2 separate regions of the Homo sapiens genome follow, and region 2 is linked to region 1. The links are chromatin contacts, found by Hi-C or POLR2A ChIA-PET in ENCODE. All regions are on one chromosome and are shown on one strand. Each heading gives the region's core, a stretch centred on a gene start or an enhancer-like site at or near the end of the contact. The rest is flanking DNA. Distances are from core to core; before and after follow the strand shown. Region 1 overlaps BRD4 (bromodomain containing 4). Region 2 has its middle 9.3 kb from the start of EPHX3.

Evidence for each region. Hi-C counts contacts between places; a loop is a spot of excess contacts on that map. ChIA-PET counts read pairs that join two places held with the same protein, here RNA polymerase II (POLR2A). Pooled maps may share reads with other maps.
Region 2: a loop to region 1 is called in a pooled map, with 2.1 times the contacts of the local background. The contact joins two enhancer-like sites. A Hi-C loop is called at or near these places in 1 of 168 maps with a recorded cell type or tissue (endothelial cell of hepatic sinusoid) and 2 of 50 pooled maps. POLR2A ChIA-PET finds 5 or more read pairs at or near these places in 7 of 52 experiments (GM10248, OCI-LY7, WTC11 and 2 more).

The regions. Positions count from the first base shown.
Region 1 is chr19:15,299,750-15,304,449 of GRCh38, reverse strand. All of the region lies in intron 1 of BRD4 (bromodomain containing 4), which reads left to right. Among named protein-coding and RNA genes, the nearest start is that of BRD4, 30 kb to the left of the region's middle. RefSeq lists an enhancer at 3,805-4,512. Within about 2 kb of position 2,094, at least 6 of the 41 ENCODE cell types and tissues checked have a DNase peak (open chromatin) inside an H3K27ac peak, as active enhancers do.
Region 2 is chr19:15,220,700-15,225,688 of GRCh38, reverse strand. No RefSeq gene overlaps it. Among named protein-coding and RNA genes, the nearest start is that of EPHX3, 9.3 kb to the left of the region's middle. RefSeq lists a silencer at 2,233-2,312 and an enhancer at 2,483-3,179. Within about 2 kb of position 1,564, at least 8 of the 41 ENCODE cell types and tissues checked have a DNase peak (open chromatin) inside an H3K27ac peak, as active enhancers do.

The DNA of each region.
Region 1 (4,700 bases), core at 845-3,344:
ATTTATTATAGAAATGAAAGCATAAAAATGTGTTTTAACTGTTTCCTACTCCCCCGGCACAGTGACAAGGCTGATTCCAGGCACAGCTTGGTTAGGCCAGCACTTGTAACTATGGTGGGGAGCCTCGAGGCACTGAGTGAGCTCAGCCTCCTTGGGCAGAAAAGCTTGTTTAGTTATTGCCAGCACACACTGTGTGTTCCTGTGGGCAAACAAACAGACGGCTGGAGATCCGGGGGACCTGGTAGTCGTCAGCATTTATGTCACCACCGTATGCCTTCTCTGAATGACTTGCGGAAGAATAGAGTGGGTTGGGATTATGTGGTAAGTGTAAAAAAGTTAGCGATCAGAGGGACTTTGGGTTTACCTCTGGAGAGGACATAATGAAGGTAATCCTTCACTGTGACGGATGAGTGGATATTTCTTTGTACCCTGAGCTCTTTCATCCTACCTTGGTGGTCAAATGTGAGAGCAAGTGCTTTGGGGCTCAGAGGGCATCACTCCAAGCATTCTGCATGGAGTCTGTTGTGGTGAATGTTCTTGCTGGCATCTTGATCAAGGACTTTGTCATCATTAGCCATCAAATGCTTGTTGGTCCTTCTCAACCCTGTAATGTTGATACTTAAAAAACTGGAAACATCCTGACAGAAACAGTCGAGAAGTGGTTGTGTGAGCTCTGGTTATCGCATTACAGTTAAAGTTGGCAGATAGGTTCTGTATTCAGTGCCCCATCAAAAACAGAACACAGACTATATAAGGGGAATATTGTTTGTAAGTAACTCTGTGGGCTAATTGTGCAAATAGGTGCTAGAATGCTGGGCAGCCTTTTTCCTTCTTCGTGGCTTTGTTGCATTTTATTGTATTGTTGTATTGCATTTTATTGTAATGACAGTTACTCCTTTTGATAAGATGATCTCAGTAGATAGGCTGAATTGTCCTGTTTAAGGCTACTTTTCTCCTCTGAATCTAAAGGTGTTCGCTGTCAGAGCTAGTACGGAGTTTTGAATTTGGCACTGTGTTGCCTAACCGTCTTCTCCCCCCGCCCCATCCCCGCATAGGCAAATAGTTTTACTAGTTTGACATTTAATCAAAATTTAAACATGGGGCCAAGGAAGGTCCTCCAGGAAGCATTAGTATGAAAAATATTGTAAACAGTAGCTTTGTTCTAGCCACACAATTTGGATTTCTCAAGATTAACTGTCTGTACATAAACACTCTTGAATAGCTATGTATTAACTTTCCCCTACTTTGAGCTGGAAATAGCTTCTCTTCTCCAGTTGATGTGAATGCAGGGGTAGTGTACCCTACATGGACTGTGTATTACTCCTTTAAGATTGTTGGTCTTGCTGCTTTGTTCTCTCAGTGTAAAGCACAAGTCACAGAACCATGGTTTACCTTAACTAGAGCCCTCCTTTCAGAAAAGCACTTTTTTTTTTTTTTTTTTTGCGACGGAGTCTCGCTCTGTGGCCCAGGCTGGAGTGCAGTGGCGCGATCTCGGCTCACTGCAAGCTCCGCCTCCCGGGTTCACGCCATTCTCCTGCCTCGGCCTCTCAAGTAGCTGGGACTACAGGTGACCGCCACCACGCCTGGCTAATTTTTTTTGTATTTTTTAGTAGAGACGGGGTTTCACTGTTTTAGCCAGGATGGTCTCGATCTCCTAACCTCGTGATGCGCCCGCCTCGGCCTCCCAAAGTGCTGAGATTACAGGCGTGAACCACTGCGCCCGGCCCAGAAAAGCACTTTTTAATTTTTTAATCCTTTTTTTTTTTTTTTTTTTTTTTTTTGAGTCGGAGTCTTGCTCAGTTGTCCAGGCTGGAGTGCAGTGGCACGATCTCAGCTCACTGCAACTTCCGCCTCCTGGGCTCAAGCAATTCTCCTGCCTCAGCCTCCTGAGTTGCTGGAATTACAGGCATGTGCCACGATGCCTGGCTAATTTTTGCATTTTTAGTAGAGACAGGGTTTTGCCATGTTGGCCAGGCTGGCCTTGATCTGTTGACCTCGTGAGCCACCGTGCGTGGCCGAACTGCTCTGTTTTACAGACAGGAAACACAAGGCTGAGAACATCTGTTACTCAGAGTCCCCCAGGTTAGCATGGAAGCTCGTGGTTCAGACCAGGCTGTCCTTGCCTGCTGCACTTGCAGGTCTGTCTGCCTTCCCTGCAAAGCAGCATCTCCCAGTCCTGGGGGGTCTCTGTACCAGGTCTAAAGGGGGTCAGGGTGGTGTACTGCATGTGGTTTGTTTATTCTCTTAAGTTTATATGCAATAAAATTCCCCTTTTTTTTTTTTGAGATGAAGTCCCACTCTGTCTCCCAGACTGGAGGGCAGTGGCGTAATCTTGGCTCACTGCAACCTCTGCCTGCTGGGTTCAAGCAATTCTGGAGTCTCAACCTCTCAAGTAGCTGGAATTACAGGCCTGCGCCACCATGTCCAGCTGATTTTTGTATTTTTAGTGCAGATGGAGTTTTACCATGTTGGCCAGGCTGGTCTCAAACTCCTGACCTCAAATGATACTCCTGCCTCATCCTCCTAATGTGCTGGGACCATAGGCGTGAGACTCAGCAACTTTTTTTTTTTTTTTTTTTTTTTTCTTTGAGACGGAGTCTCGCTCTGTCGCCCAGGCTGGAGTGCAGTGGCACAGTCTTCGGCTTACTGCAACCTCTGCCTCCCAGGTTCACACCATTCTCCTGCCTCAGCCTCCTGAGTAGCTGGGACTACAGGCGCCCACCACCATGCCTGGCCAATTTTTTGTATTTTTAGTAGAGATGAGGTTTCACTGTGTTAGCCAGGATGGTCTCGATCTCCTGACCTCGTGATCTGTCCACCTCGGCTTCCCAAAGTGCTGGGATTACAGGCGTGAGTCACTGCACCCAGCCTTTTTTTTTTTTGTTTTGAGACGTAGTCTTGCTCTGTCGCCCAGGCTGGAGTGCAGTGTGGTGCGATCTCGGCTCACTGCAACCTCTGCCTCTCGGGTTCAAGTGATTCTCCTGCTTCAGCCTCCTGAGTACCTGGGATTACAGGTGCGCACCACCATGCCCGACTAATTTTTGTATTTTTAGTAGAGGCGGGGTTTCACCATGTTGGTCAGGCTGGTCTTGAACTCCTGACGTCGTGATTTGCCCGCCTTGGCCTCCCAAAGTGCTGGGATTACAGGCGTGAGCCACCGTGTCCGGCTCCTCAGCAACGATTGATCTGTTTTCTGTGTCTATGATTTTGCTTTTTCTAGAATGTCATATTAAATGGAAAATGGCATCATACAATGCAGGGGAGGTAGAGGTTGAGTCAGGCTTCTTTTCGTTAACATAGTTTATTAGAGTCATCTGACTACTTAGTGGGAGTGTTTCAGTTGTTTCTTTTCATTGCTGAGTAGTGTTTCATCATATGGATAGACCCCAGCTTTTTCTGCATTTCTCAGTTGAAGGACACGTGGATGGTTTCTAGTTTTTGGTGATTCTTAATGAAGCTGCTAAAGCTATTCACATGCAGTTCTTTGTGTGAACATGTTTTTCTTTCTTTTGGTTAAAGACCTGCAAGTGAGATGGCTGGGTCATTGGAATAAATACATGTTTAGCTTTACAGGAAACTCTCAGATGTTTCTGGAGGGTTGCATCATTTTTCGCCCTCATCAGCAGTGGATGAGAGTTTTAGTCGTTGCTCATCTTCACTAGCACTTGGTATTGTCAGGGTTTTAGGGGTGGGAAGCAGTGGATTCACATAGTCTTGCAGTGGTATCAGTGTGGCTGTGATTTGTATTTCTTCATGACTAGTGACGGGGAGCATCTTCCCAGGTGCATTTTCTTTCTTTTTTTTTTTGGTATATATTTATCTTTTTATTTTGTCTTACGGGTGATTGCCCTACCCCACACATGGTTTTGTTTGATTTTTTGTTTTTGTTTTTGTTAAGATGGAGTCTCCCACTATCACCCAGGCTGGAGTGCAGTGGCACGATCTCTGCTCACTGCAACCTCTGCTTCCCAGATTAAAGTGATTCTTCCACCTCAGCCTCCCAAGTAGCTGGGATTACAGGCACCCACCGCCACACCTGGCTTTTTGTATTTTTTTTTTTAGTGGAGACAGGGTTTCACCATGTTGGCCAGGCTGGTCTTGAACTCCTGACCTCAAGTGATTGGCCTGCTAAAGTGCTGGGATTACAGGGGTGAGCCACCACACCCAGCCGACACATAGGTTTTTATTTGTTTTTATTTATTTATCGGATCAGGGTCTTGCTCTGTCGCCCAGGCAGCAGTTGCAGTGGCTGTGACGTCTCACTGCAGCCTCTGCCTCCCGGGTTCAAGCGGTCCTCCCTCCTCAGCCACCAGAGTAGCTGGAACTACAGGCACACACCACCACACTCAGCTAATTTTAAAATTTTTTAGTAGAGGTGGAGTTTCACTATGTTGTCCAGTTGGTCTCCAGCTCCTGGGCTCAAGTGATCCTCTCACCTCAGCCTCCCAAAGTGCTGGGATTGCAGGCATGAATCACTGTGCCTGGCCAGGTGCAAACTCCAAGGGATTCTCTTTGTAGATGGAGAGGCAGCTCTTCATACGCTCTCTGTAGAACAGCAGTTCTGTGGAGCAGCAATTAAGTCGTGTTTTCCTCGTGAACCTTAACAGGCCTGGGTGGGTGAAGTGCAGAAGTGGGTGGCCACTTGCCGTAAGGACACATAGCACTGGAATGTTGAGCCCCACTCTCCTGAGTGAAGCCAG
Region 2 (4,989 bases), core at 315-2,814, 78 kb after region 1:
CCTGAGAAATACATTCTCCTGTCTCTGAGATAGGCCTGCCTGCTGGTCATCCCCCTCTGTCCTCCCTTATCCCCAGCACAATATCCTTTTTTTGTTTGTTTGTTTGTGAGATGGAGTCTTGCTCTGTCGCCCAGGCTGGAGTGCAATTGCGCGATCTCGGCTCACTGCAGCCCCCTCCCAGGCTCAAGCGATTCTCCTGTCTCTGCCTCCTGAACAGCTGGGATTACAGGTGTCCGCCACCACACCCAGCTCATTTTTGTATTTTTTTTTTTTTTTTTTTTTTTTGAGACGGAGTCTCGCTCTGTCCCAGGATGGAGTGCAGTGGTGCGATCTCGGCTCACTGCAAGCTCCGCCTCCCGGGTTCACACCATTTTCCTGCCTCAGCCTCCCGAGTAGCTGGGACTACAGGCGCCCACCACCACGCCCGGCTAATTTTTTGTATTTTTAGTAGAGACAGGGTTTCACCGTGTTAGCCAGGATGGTCTCGATCTCCTGACCTCATGATTCACCCGTCTCGGCCTCCCAAAGTGCTGGGACTACAGGCGTGAGCCACCGCACCTGGCCCATTTTTGTATTTTTAGTAGAGATGGGGTTTCACCATGTTGGCCAGGCTGGTCTCGAATTCCTGACCTCATTATCCGCCCACCTCGGCCTCCCAAAGTGCTGGGACTACAGGCGTGAGCCACTGCGCCTGGCACAACATCTTTTTACTCAACATAGATACCAGGCAGTGTTCTAGGTCCTAGTGACAGAGTGTGAGCCAGAAAGAGTTTAAGGAGGAGAGAGCTGACAGGGCTCAGGGAAGGCTTCACTGAAGACTCACAGGTGGGACCCTAGCTAGAGGATGCACTTATTTGTTGTTGTTTTGAGACAGGGTCTCACTCTGTTGCCCAGGCTGGAGTGCAGTGGTGTGACGTAAGCTCACAGCAGCCTCTACCTCCTGGGCTCAATCAATCCTCCTGCTTCAGCTTCCTGAGTAGCTGGGACTATAGGGGCACACCACCATGCCAGGCTAATTTTTAATTTTTTTTTTGAGAATGGAGGCTTGCTCTATTGCCCAGGCGGGAGTGCAGTGGCGCCATCTCAGCTCACTGCAACTTCCACCTCCTGGGTTCAAGTGATTCTCCTGCCTCAGCCTCCCCAGTAGCTAGGATTACAGACACACGCCACCACACCTGGCTAATTTTTGTAATTTTAGCAGAGACGGGGTTTCACCATGTTGGCCAGGCTGATCTCCAACGCCTGACCTCAAGCAGTCCGCCTGCCTCGGCCTCCCAAAAATTTTTTATAGAGACAGACGTCTCACTATGCTGCCCAGAGTGGTCTCAAACTCCTCGGCTCAAGTGATCCTCCCACCTCGGCCTCCCAAAGTGCTGGGATTCCAGGCATGAGCCACCGCGCCCGTCTAGGATGCACTTTTTGGTGGAGTGGGAAGTAGTGACTAGGAAGGTCCCAGGCGGGAAGAAGCTTGGGTCATTGGAGTTACAACACGCAGGCCAGGGCCTTGCTAAGGCAGAGTGAGCGAGGAGGCTTCAGAGAAGAGGCCACACAGCCAGATCGCCAGGGGCTGCGAGGAGCTTGGATTCGATTCTCAAGGGGAGCCAGGGGAGGGTTTTCAGCAGGGAAGGGACATGGCTTGCATTTTGAAGAGCTCCCTGTGGCGGTTGGACAGTCCCACGCAAGAGTGCGAGCGCCGAAGCCTGCGGGGGGCTGCGCGCGGCCACAGCACAGGGCGGTCCCACTGTCCCGACCGAGCAGGGACCCCCAGAGCCGGGTCCAACCCGGGGCCCCCCTGCCAGGGGAGGAGCAATGCCCCCCGCCCCGGGGAGGCGAGAAGACGGGCAGGAGGAGGAGGGAGCCCCTGAGACGTGGGGTCGCGGACGTCGGAGCCCGCGGCGGAGGTTTGGGGCGAGGAGGCCTGCGGACAGGACCAGGACGGCGTCCAGGGGTAGGTGGGTCCGGCGATGGTTGCCGGGGTGACGGGGGACGGGTTGATGGTTGACCGGAACGGGTAGCGGTTGTCCGAGTGACCGGAGGGGCCCAGGCAAAGGCTGACGGGAGGCCTGGGACAGTTGCCCGGGCGACGGAGATCCGCTGACGGTTGCTAGGGCGACGGAAAGGCGCCTTCTTCCGCCTCCGCGGCCGCCGGCGGGAGGGAGGCGGGGGTCTTCTGGGGAAGACGATCGCGTCGATTGGGCAGAGTCCTGGCGAGTAAGCCAATAGAAAATCGTGTCTCGTCGTAGACCCGCCTCCCCCAGCCTGAGCCAATCCCGGCCCGTTTTTTTTTTTTTTTTCTGGCCCAAGGGCTTGGCGCGTGCATCTTTTAGGGCGGGAGCGGGGACCTCGGGGGCTTGGGCTGGGATTCCTCGCATGATCGGCCTGTCCCTCTCCCTGCCTCCAGACCACTTTCCATCACTCACTCACTCACTCACTCACTCACTCACTCATTCCGAGGGCTGCATTGATGGTCCAGTAGTAGAATTCTCACTTCCCATTCATTCATTCATCCATTCATCTGTCCCTGCCACCAGTTCTAGGAGGGGTGGTGGAAGACAAAGCCGGGCTCTGACACTGCCAGCAGGGTGTGATCAGGCCCTGGTGGAATGAGCAACTGGGGAGGAGCACTTACCTGGGGGAAGGGAGGGAAGGCTCCCTGGAGGAAGCAGTCTTGGAGCTGAACCTTGCAAAGCTGCGCCCCGACCCACAGAAGCCTCCCACGCCGGGATGATTTAGCATTTCCGTGAGACTGGGAGGAAAGTTTGGGCTAGGAAGACGTGAGACTATAAAAGGCTTCACATGCCAGCAGGGGAGGGTCTCGGACAGATCCGTGTGTCTGGAATGTTACTTGGGGGATGGTGAGAAGGCCGGACCAGAGGACGGGAAGGCCTCAGAGGAGGATGGGCGTGGTCCAGGCAGTGGAGAACGAGACTCAAGTCCAGGCACTGGAAGAGGAGCAGATACGCTGAGAAGGTACAGAGGCAGGTTTGGGATATATTCAGTCTGACGGCGCTGGATCCCGGGGTAGGGACTTAGAAGCATGTTATGGGCTAAAGACAAAAATAGCCCAGCAAGCATCGGTGTATTGTGGGGCAGAGAGGCTCTTAAGCTGGGAGCGAGGGTGAAGTCTCCCTAGAGCAGAATGGAGAACAAGACTGGAGACTGAACCCTGAGGACCCCCAACACCTCAGAGACAGGCAGAGGAGAGAGGCCACAAAGGTAGGAGGTGAGGCCAGGCACGGTGGCTCACGCCTGTAATCCCAGCACTTTGGGAGGCCGAGGCGGGCAGATCACAAGGTCAGGAGATCGAGACCGTCCTGGCTAACATGGTGAAACCCCACCTCTACCAAAATTACAAAAAATTAGCCGGGCATGGTGGCACATGCCTGTAGTCCCAGCTACTCGGGAGGCTGAGGCAGGAGAATCACTTGAACCCGGGAGGCAGAGGTTGCAGTGAGCCAAGATCATGCCACTGCACTCCAGCCTGGGCGAGAGAGGGAGACTCCATCTCAAAAAAAAAGTCTAGGCACAGTGGCTCACACCTGTAATCCCAGCACTTTGGGAGGCCGAGGCGGGAGGAACACGAAGTCAGGAGTTTGAGACAAGCCTGTCCAGCACAGCGAAACCCCGTCTCTACTAAAAATACAAATATTAGCCAGGCGTGGTGGTGGGCGCCTGTAATCCCAGCTACTCGGGAGGCTGAGGCAGGAGAATCGCTTGAACCCGGGAGGTGGAGGTTATAGTGAGCCAAGATCACACCACTGCACTACAGCCTGGATGACAGAGCTAGACTCCATCTCAAAAAAAAAAAAAAAAAAAAAGGTAGGAGGTGAACCAGGCAAAAGTGATGCCCCAGCAATGGAGGAGGGAGGAGCGTCAAGGAATAGGGATGTAGTTCCTGGCGTCACAAGCTGCTGAGAGACAAGCGTGGTGGTTCATGCCTTCAATCCCAGCACTTTGGGAGGCCGAGGAAGGAGGATCACGGCAGACCAAGAGTTTTGAGACCAGCCTTGGAAACATTGCAAGACCCCTTGTCTCTTAAAAAAAAAAAAAAAAATTTAACTGCTGGGCATGGAGGCGTGTGCCTGTAGTCCTAGCTCCTCAGGAGGCTGAGATGGGAGGATCGCTTGAGCTTGTGAGGTCAAGACTACAATGAGCTGTGATCATGCCACTGCACTCCAGCCTGGAGACAGAGCAAGACCGTGTCTTAAAAACAAACAAACAAAAACCCAGGCCGGGCGTAGTGGCTCACTCGTGTAATCCCAGCACTTTGGGAGGCCAAGGTGAGCAGATCACTTGAGGCCAGAGTTCAAGACCAGCCTGGCCAACATGGTGAAACTCCGTCTCTACTTAAAAAAAAAAAAACACTTAGCTGGGCGTGGTAGCGGGTCCCTGTAGTCCCAGCTACTCAGGAAACTGAGGCTTGAGAATTGCTTGAACCTGGGAGGTGGAGGTTGCCGTGAGCTGAGATCGTGCCACTGCACTCCAGCCTGGGAGACAGAGCGAGACCTTGTCTCAAACAAAAAACAAAAAACCCTAAAACAAAACAAAACAAAATAAAACAAAAACAACCTCTGAGATAATCAAGTGAGAGCTATACAAATCTCCAAGTTATGAGGGAGGAAAGCCAGGAGTGAGACTGAAGGCAGAGGGCTTGGCTGCTCTGAATGAGGTTAAGCAGGGAGGGGCAAGGAAATATTGGAGGCTTGGGGAAAAACAACTGAACACATTCAAACAGAGTAATGCGGTCAGGCACCCGGGCTCACTCCTGTAATCCCAGAGCTTTGGGAGGCTGAGGAGAGATAATCGTTTGAGTTTAGGAGTTCGACACCAGCCTGGGCAACACAGTGAGACCCAGTCTCTAAAAATTAAAAAAAAAAAAAATTACAAACCGGGAAATTTGAGGCAGGTTTGCTGCAAGGACTATACACAGTGGTGTGGGCAGAGTTTGGGGAAACCAACAGGAGTTGCTGAGGCAGCCAGGGCAAGCAC